2 separate regions of the Homo sapiens genome follow, and region 1 is linked to region 2. Evidence: read pairs that join two places in POLR2A ChIA-PET (ENCODE). Cell type or tissue: GM12878. All regions are shown on one strand. Each heading gives the region's core, and the rest is flanking DNA. Links, peaks and the distances in the headings are about the cores only.

Region 1 (4,392 bases), core at 176-4,175, 440 kb before region 2:
CACCCTTGCCCTACCTTGTTACAGATTATCTGGGCAAAGGGCTTTGCCTGCTCAGATGAAGCCAGCATCACCCTGGGCAGGTTTCAGGCAACACTGGCCATCTGTAGAGGACTTTGAGGGGCCTTTTTTTTTTTTTTTTGAGATGGAGTTTCACTCTGTTGCCCAGGCTGGAGTGCAGTGGCGTGATCTTGGCTCACTGCAATCTCCACCTCCCCATTTCAAGCGATTCTCCTGCCTCAGCATCCTGAGGAGCTGGGATTACAGGCGCCTGCCACCACACCCGGCTAATTTTTGTATTTTTAGTAGAGATGGGGTTTCACCATGCTGGCCATGTTGGTCTTGAACTCCTGACCTCGTGATCCGCCCACCTCAGCCTCCCAGTGCTGGGATTACAGGTGTGAGCCACCGTGCCTGGCCGAGGGGCCTCCATCTTTAAGTCAGCGCATCACCCTCATCCAGTGCTTTGTTGGGGGTTCAATGGTAGAATTTCTGCAGATCCCATGTGATGCTCAGTCGATACAACCCAAGAGTTCACTTTGCGGCACCGAATTCTGTCATAGTTAAGAGCACAGGCTCTGGAGTCAGACCTTGGGTTTGAATGCTAGCTCCTCTCTTCACTTGCCTTAAGTAATCTGCCTTGGGCAAGTAATCTACCACCCCTGAGCCTCAGCTTCTTCACCTGCCAGAGTGAGGCAATGCATCAATTATCAATAAGGATGCCTTTGGTCGTAAGTGACAAAAGTCTGACCCCAAATGGCTTAAGCAACAAACAAACAAAAAGATAATCTGTTGGACCATGCAACTACAGTTCAGGGCGTGGATTTCAGGCATGGCTGGAACCAGGGGCTCAAAGAATGTGCCCAGGCTCTATTTTCCTTTCTCTATTTCTTGGCTCCGCTCCAGCCTTGCTTTCTCACATAGTCCTGAGATGGTTCAGCAGCTCCTAGAGCTACATCTTGACTCATTCACATACACAGTCTGTGTCTCAGAATTCCCAGGTAAAGTCTTCATCTTCATTATGATTGGACCACTTGAGGTCACATGTCCAGACTTGATCCAATCACCATAACCCAGGCTGATAGAACAGTTTGAGCCAATTAGGGTTGACTTCCAGATCTGTGGGTGAAGTCAGCCCCATCCAATTGGTGACTAAGAAGTAGAGTGGGGAGTGGAATTTGGGAAGGCAGCGAACAAATAATACCTAACTCCGTAGAACACTTACCACCTGCCAACTACTATTCTGAGCACTTTGCATATATTAACTCTCTTACTGCTTAGAACAACCCAAGGAGTTGCGTCCTGACATCATTCCCATTTTACAAATGAGGAAACTGAGGCACAGGGAGCTTAAGTGGCTTGGTGACGCTGCGAGGAAGTGGCAGAACTGGAAGCAGAGATCTTGGGACTTTTGTAAGAGGTGCCAGGACTGGCACATCCTAAGCCCTTCCACCTGCTGAGGATCATTCTTTAGGAAAAGCTGATAGGACGAGGTCTGGCTGGGTGAGAGGACTCCCGACTGCCTTCTCATCCTCCGCTTGTCTTTTCTGTCCACAGTGGGATGATTTCATGGAACTTGGCAGAAGTATCCCTGACACCCAACTGGAGCAGGTCATCGAGAGCCAGAAGGCGAATCAATGCGCAGTGCTCATCTACACTTCAGGGACCACAGGCATACCCAAGGGAGTGATGCTCAGTCATGACAACGTACGCCAAAGTCCCTTTGCTCTGGAGTGGTGGCCTTTGGGCTGTTTCTCTTGTTGGCTTCCAGGGGCAGGGTGGCATTCCAGGGTCTAGTACGCAGTGTGGCTCCTTCACCATTGGGGGTTAGAGAGTAGCGTAGTTGCTTCACTAGGGGGCAGCAGAGTGCAGTGATTGAGATCAAGGAATGCTGGCCATGTCAAAAGCAGAAAAATGTCTGGCAGGGTATGCACCCAGCAGACAATGATTCCTCTGTGTGAGTCAGGAAGGTTGTGTGTGTGTGTGTGTGTGTGTGTGTGTGTGTGTGTGTGTGTGTGTGTGTTTTGAGATGGGGTCTCCCTCTGTCGCCCAGGCTGGAGTGCAGTGGCGCAATCTTGGCTCACTGCAACCTCTGCCTCCGTTCAAGTGATTTTCCTGCCTCAGCCTCCCAGGTAGCTGGGATTACAGGCACCCGCCACCATGCCTGGCTAATTTTTGTATGTTTATTAGAGACAGGGTTTCACCAAGTTGGCCAGGCTGGTCTTGAACTCCTGACCTCAGGTGATCCACCGCCTTGGCCTCCCAAAGTGCTGGGATTACAGGCATGAGCCACCACGCCCAGCCTACTTTATTTTTCAGTTGTGTGTGTGTTTTGTTTTGTTTTGCTTTTTGAGACCGAGTCTGGCTCTGTGCCCCAGGCTGGAGTACAGTGGCACTCCACTCACTGCAACCACTGCCTCCTGGGTTCAAGCAATTCTCGTGCCTCAGCCTCCTGAGTATCTGGGACTACAAGCCAGTGCCACCACATCCAACTAATTTTTTGTATTTTGGGTAGAGATGGAGTTTCACCACGTTGACCAGGCTGGTCTCAAACTCCTGACCTCAAGTGATCTGCCTGCCTCGGCCTCCCAAAGTGTTGGGATTACAGGCGTGAGCCACAGCACCTGGTCTGTTTTTACACTGTTTTTAGAGATGGGTTCTTACCATGTTGCCCAGGCTGGAGTGCAGTGACTACTCACAGGCACAATCATCATGCACTTAAGCTTCAGACTCAACAGGCTCAAGTGATCCTTCTGCCTCAGCCTCCCAAGTAGCTGGGTCTACAGGTGCATGCAATCACACCTGGCCTGCTGGTTTTTAAATGAAGAATTTCTATAAAAGCATTCTTATAAATGCTTCCCTGCCCCCCCTCAGCCTAGGGTAATAGTTACCAGCACACACTGGTGTCTGACCACCTCAGTGTTGGAATCCTGGCTTTGCTACTTGTAAGTAACCATGTAAGCTGGTGTGACATTGGTCATATGACATCACCAAACTGTGTGTCAGTTTGCCCAACTGTAAAATGGGGAGAGTAGAGGGCCCAATTCTGGCAGAGGGCCTGGCCCATGGAAGGTCAGCAATGGAAGATTGCAAAAGTCAGCCTCCACTCCCTTAATACACTGTCTCAGCTAGTGCTGTATAGCAAGGTGTGGAGCTAGGATCATCCCCCTGGGTCTGGAGGTCCCGATCCTAGATCCACACCCTGGAAATCTTCTCTGAATTTCTCATTTTAACATGAATCCAAATCTTTTGCCAACACTGTCTCCTTCAGCAGAACTCCTTTCCTCCTCCTGCATCTTAGCTCAAGGCCTCTTAGAAGTTTTCTGATTTTTCTACAACTATGGTTTTTACTCTCCCACACTGTCTGTCTGAGCAATATCACGGGCCCAGGACTAAGGTCTATATGTAAATTAAAACTTGGCTTCCTGTAAAATTTGATGCATAAATATATTTTGCTATAACAACAAGGAAAGCAGGCTTCAAGTTTGGCAATAAATCACGGGAGTACAAATTAAAAGTTCAGACATTACAGAAGCCCTTGGACTCAATTGTATGATGCATGATAGAGAAAAATTATTTTTGGCCCAGTCTCCATCATCGCTCCCCTGGACCTGTGTGGTTGCTTCCACCCCATCCGGTTACCCGCCTCCCACCCAACTCCCACCCTCACCCCCACCCCCAGTCTATCCTCTCTACAGCCACCAGAGAGTGCCTGTGAGCACCTGAGTCAAGTCCCAATCCTCCTCTGTCTGCAGCCCTCCATGGCTCCCACTTCCCTCCAGGTAAAAGCCCAAGTCTCCTGAGGCCCACAAGGCACTGCAAGCCTAGCCCCATCTCCCTTCTCCTCTCCTCTCCTCCCTCTCTCCCCCTTGCTCACTCTGTTCTAGCCACATGGTCCTCCTTGCTGTTCCTCCAACACACCAGACACGTCCTGCCTCTTGGTCTTTGCATGAGCTCCGTGGGAAGTATTTTTCCACACAGCTTGTTCCCTCCCCTCCTTCGGGTGGGTCTCTGCTCAGTGTCACTTCCTCAGTGAAGCCCTCCCTAACTTCCATGTTTGAAATAGCAAACAATAAACCACCCCATTACTACCTAATTCCCATTTGGCTACTTTTTTTCTTCCTTAGAAAATTTTGACACTGTCATATTATATGCTCATTTGTTTATCAGGAACATCAGCTCCTTGAGGTCAGGGGTTTTCTGTCTTATTCACTACTGTAACTGCAGTGCCTGATGAGCAGGAGGACTCAATCCACTTTTGGGAAATGAATGAATGAGGGAAATCTGATTAAACAGGATATTCCCCTCTATGCTGGCTAGTATTTATGCTCCTAGTGGCTGCATGTGTGGTAAGACATTCTCCTAGCACAGGCATTATGAGCATAGATCCTGGAG
Region 2 (4,392 bases), core at 161-4,160:
TTCCTTTTTTTTTTTTTTTTTTGTTGAGACAGGGCCTCACTCTGTTGTTCAGGGTGCAGAGCCGTAGCACAATCTCGGCTTAATGCAACTTCTGCTTCCTGGGTTCAAGTAATCCTCCTATTTAGTCCCCCAAATAGCTGGGACCACAGGTGCACGGCACCATGCCCGACTAATTTTTTTTTTTTCATTTTCAACAAGTGTTTTGTCACCAAACATTAAAAACCTACACAAAATACAGGCCAGGTACAGTGGCTCACGCCTGTAATCCCAGAACTTTGGGAGTCCGAGGCGGGCAGATCACCTGAGGTCAGGAGTTCGAGACCAGCCTGGCCAACATGGTGAAACTCCCTCTCTACTAAAAATTCAAAAATTAGCCAGGCGTGGTCATGTGCAATTGCAGTCCCAGCTACTCAGGAGGCTGAGGCTTGAGAATTGCTTGGACCTGGGAGGCGGAGGTTGCAATGAGCTGAGATCATGCCACTGCACTCCAGCCTGGGTGACGAGAGCCAGACTTCATCTCAAAAAACAAAAATATATACAGAATACAAAGATAGTATAATAGACTTGTCACCCAGGTTGAACAGCTACTAGTCATGCCATGTTTGCTTCATCTATACTTTGACCCATTTCCTACCCCCCAATTTATTAGTTTTTTGGGTTTTCTTTTTAGATAAAATGTATACATATTGAAAGGTACAATCTGAACTGTACCATTTTGACAAATTAATACACTCATATAGACTTCCCCCCTTTAAAGAATAGAATTACTCCACTTACTAATCATTAATGTACATATAAGTTACGTCGAAGTAGTATTTACAATCCAAATTTTTATAAAATAGGTCAGAGTTTTGACTGAGAATTTTTTTTTTTTTTTGAGACCGAGTCTTGCCCTGTTGCCCAGGCTGGAGTGCAGTGGTGCAATCTTGGCTCACCGCAACCTCTGCCTCCCAGGTTCAAGCGATTCTCCTGCCTCAGCCTCCCGAGTAGCTGGGATTACAGGCTTGCGCCACCTCGCCTGTCTAATTTTTTGTGTTTTTAGTAGAGATGGGGTTTTGCCATCTTTGCCAGGTTGGTCTTGAACTCCTGACCTTCTGATCCACCCACCTCAGCCTCCCAAACTGCTGGGATTACACGCGTGAGCCACCGCGCCTGGCCGAGAATTTTTATTTTTAAAAAAGTAGAGATCTGTAGAGCACACAGTAACTACAATGTCTATTTATCTCAAGTAAATACAGTTTGATGAATAAAATTAAGGAAAATTCACCTAAGATGAAAAAAAAACAATCAAACCATCTGTGCAATATGCTATCTGTAGGAGCATTTGGTTAAGAATAACAAACTAACCCAACAATTTTATTATTTTAATAACCAAAATTGGCACAAATTTCTACTATTGTTTTCATAGAAATGCTCCCTCACAATAAAAAAATTTTCATATCATGAGAGCAAAAACAGCAAATATTTGAAAAAGTAGATGTCTTATAAAATTAAGTAGCAAAGGCCAGGCGCAGTGGCTCATGCCAGTAATCCCAGCACTTCGGGAGGCCGAGGCGGGAGGATCACCTGAGGTCAGGGGTTCGAGACTAGCCTGGCCAACATGGTGAAACCATATCTCTACTAAAAATTCCAAAATTAGCCAGACGTGGTGGCGGGCAGGAGAATCGCTTGAATCTGGGAGACAGAGGTTGCAGTGAGCCGAGATCTTGCCACTGTACTCTAGTTTGGGTGACAAGAGCAAAACTCCATCTCAAAAAAAAAAAAGAAAAATCACAGTTACCTATAATTCGATCATTCAATCAATCATCAGATAACTCAGCTCATTCAATTATCTGCAAGTGTAGATAATTCTCATAGCTTCCTATTAAAATTATGTTTTATGCCCTTACAAATTTTAACTTAGTTTTTCTTTTATTTATTTATTAGTAGGAGTCTCACTCTGTCGCCCAGGCTGGAGTGCAGTGGCACAATCTTGGCTCTCTGCAACCTCCACCTCCTGGGTTCATGCAATTCTCCTGCCTCAGCCTCCTGAGTAGCTGACATTACAGGCATGAGGCACCACACCCAGCTAATCCCACAGTGCAGGGATTAGAGGCATAAGCCACCTCCCCCTCCTACTTTTTCTTCTTACTTGGTCCGAGGGCTGTGGGACGGGGCCCCACCCCAGCCCATCACCAGAGACTTTTGGTCTTGGCCATGTGTCCTAAGACTTAATAGTTCTTGCACATTCTCTTGGTAATCAATTCAATTTGTTTCTTCCAAATCTTGCAGTAAAACTGATGTTCCAGCCAGGCGCTGTGGCTCATGCCTAGACGGTTTTCATCTTGACATGACCCTTGTGCTAGGAGTGTAAAGTAGAAAACCACAGATGGATACACATCATTGCCAGTCCCTTTTCACTAACCAAAGCGTGTCAGTGACCCTGCTTAACTTTAGTGGGTGCAGGGAAGTGGCATGCTTGCAAGAGTCAGAAAGAAAGCTGAAAATACTAGGTGGAGAACACGAATCGCTATCAAAACCCACCCATTTGATCACAGAAACTCAGCTCATGCTCCTTCCTGCTTGCAAAATACAGTCACCCCTCCAAGAGAGAACTCCATAGTCCCACCTGTAATGGCATCAAGCCTCTTTTTCTTTCCATGTGGTCTGTGATCATTCAGTAGCCTAGCCAAGCTTTTTTTTTTTTTTAAAATTACTGAACATATATTTCTGAGTTCCTGCTGTTTCCAAGGTATTAATACAATAGTGCAGAAATCAAAGTTCCTACCCTCTTGGAGATTGCATTTGATGAGTTCCCATTTGTGTCAGGCCAACTTTCTTGCATTCTGTTTTTATTTTAAAAATAAATATGGTCTCAAAAAACAAACAAAAACAACAGCAACAAAATGGTCTCAGTTAATATTCCAACAGCCCTGGGAGATAAGTAGTATTATCTTGAGATGCCTTTTGTGAATTTTCAGCAACAACTAGAATTTTAAAAACAATCCATAGATATTTCCATAACGTACGTATATGAAAGGACACAGTGAACAATGATAAGAAAACTTAGGTTTTAAAAAGGTTAAGTACCTTATTAAAGGTAAAAGCTGGCCAGGCGTGGTAGCTCACGCCTGTAATCCCAAAACTTTGGGAGGCTGAGGCAGGCTGATCACTTGAGGTCAGGAGTTCGAGACAAGCCTGGCCAACATGGTGAAACCCTATCTCTACTAAAAATACAAAAATTAGCCAGGCATGGGGGCGGGTGCCTGTAATCCCAGCTACTTGGGAGGCCAAGACATGAGAATCACTTGAAACCAGGAGGCGGAGGTTGCAGTGAGCTGAGATCGTGCCACTGCACTCCAGCCTAGGTGACAGAGTGAGACTCTGTCTCAAAAAGAAAAATAAATAAATAAATAAAAATAAATAAATAAAGCAAAGCCAAAATTCAAAACTCAAACTTTATTTTGACTCCAGAGTTCCTTTTATACAATACCTTTTCCTCTGAAGTCATGCCCCAGCTGATATCACAGTCAAAATACATTTTAAAGGATGAGTGGGACAGAGGTGTAATGGGGAAAAGGTACTAGTCAAAACTTTTTAAAAAATAGGCTTTTATGGGTGTGGTGGCTCATGCCTGTAATCCCAGCAACTTGGGAGGCTGAGGCAGGAGAATTGCTTGAACCTGGGAGGTGGAGGTTGCGGTAAGCCAAGATCGCTCCATTGCACTCCAGCCTAGGCAACAAGAGTGAAGCTCCGTCTCAAAAAAAAAAAAAAAAAAAAAAAGTCTTTTTAGAGCAGTTTTAGTTTCGCAGCAAAATTGAGCAGAAAATACAAAAAGTTCCCACACACCCCTAGAGCCCCCTGCTCCACAAACAATCCCATTGTTAACATCCCACCGCACCCGGCCGGCTCTGTGTATTTGTCTTCACTTTTTTCCCCTGCTTCTTGGATTTGCTAACTTTATGGTTGCCTTATCTTCAAGTTTGTTGATCTTTTTTCTACCTACTCAAATCTGTTCTTGAATTCGTCTAATGAATTATCACCTCCATTATTGTAACTTTCAGCTCCAGAATTCCTGTTTGTGAATTTTTAATAATTTATTTCTTTCTATTGACATTCTCACTTCTTTCATATATCATTCTCATGATCTGCTTTAGTTCTTTGTCCATATTTTCCTTCATCTCACTGAACACATTGGAGACAGTTGATTTAATGTCTTTGACTAATAGTTTCAATGTGTGGGCTTCCCTAGTAACAGTATATGTTAAATCATGGTTTATTGTAAATGAGTTATACTTTCCTATGTCTTTATGCTTTGTAATTACAACTGGACATCCTGAGTATTATGATTCATAAGTCTGGAACTCCGATGCTCCAAGTCTTCATGGATTGCTGATTTCTGCTTACTGAAGG

What was found. ChIA-PET counts read pairs that join two places held together with the same protein. Peaks named below come from ENCODE experiments on the same cell type or tissue, not always from the same donor. Only the 100,000 strongest peaks of a DNase experiment are listed, where the experiment ranks them.
Region 1: POLR2A ChIA-PET joins it to region 2 with 5 read pairs; 2 of 35 experiments call an interaction of 5 or more read pairs at or near these places.

What each region holds. Positions count from the first base shown.
Region 1 is chr19:6,164,312-6,168,703 of GRCh38, forward strand. ACSBG2 (acyl-CoA synthetase bubblegum family member 2) reads left to right here. Exons shown (of 15, transcript NM_030924.5): 7 at 1,555-1,704. The region is part of intron 2 of LOC105372255 (a long non-coding RNA gene); the gene reads right to left. Among named protein-coding and RNA genes, the nearest start is that of ACSBG2, 31 kb to the left of the region's middle. In GM12878, for the core only: a CTCF peak has its summit at 1,857 (motif pointing right); a DNase peak (open chromatin) is centred at 1,850.
Region 2 is chr19:6,606,781-6,611,172 of GRCh38, forward strand. No RefSeq gene overlaps it. Among named protein-coding and RNA genes, the nearest start is that of CD70, 18 kb to the left of the region's middle. RefSeq lists an enhancer at 2,228-2,337. In GM12878, for the core only: no CTCF peak of the experiment used is centred there; a DNase peak (open chromatin) is centred at 2,411; H3K4me3 peaks cover 877 bases; H3K27ac peaks cover 1,354 bases.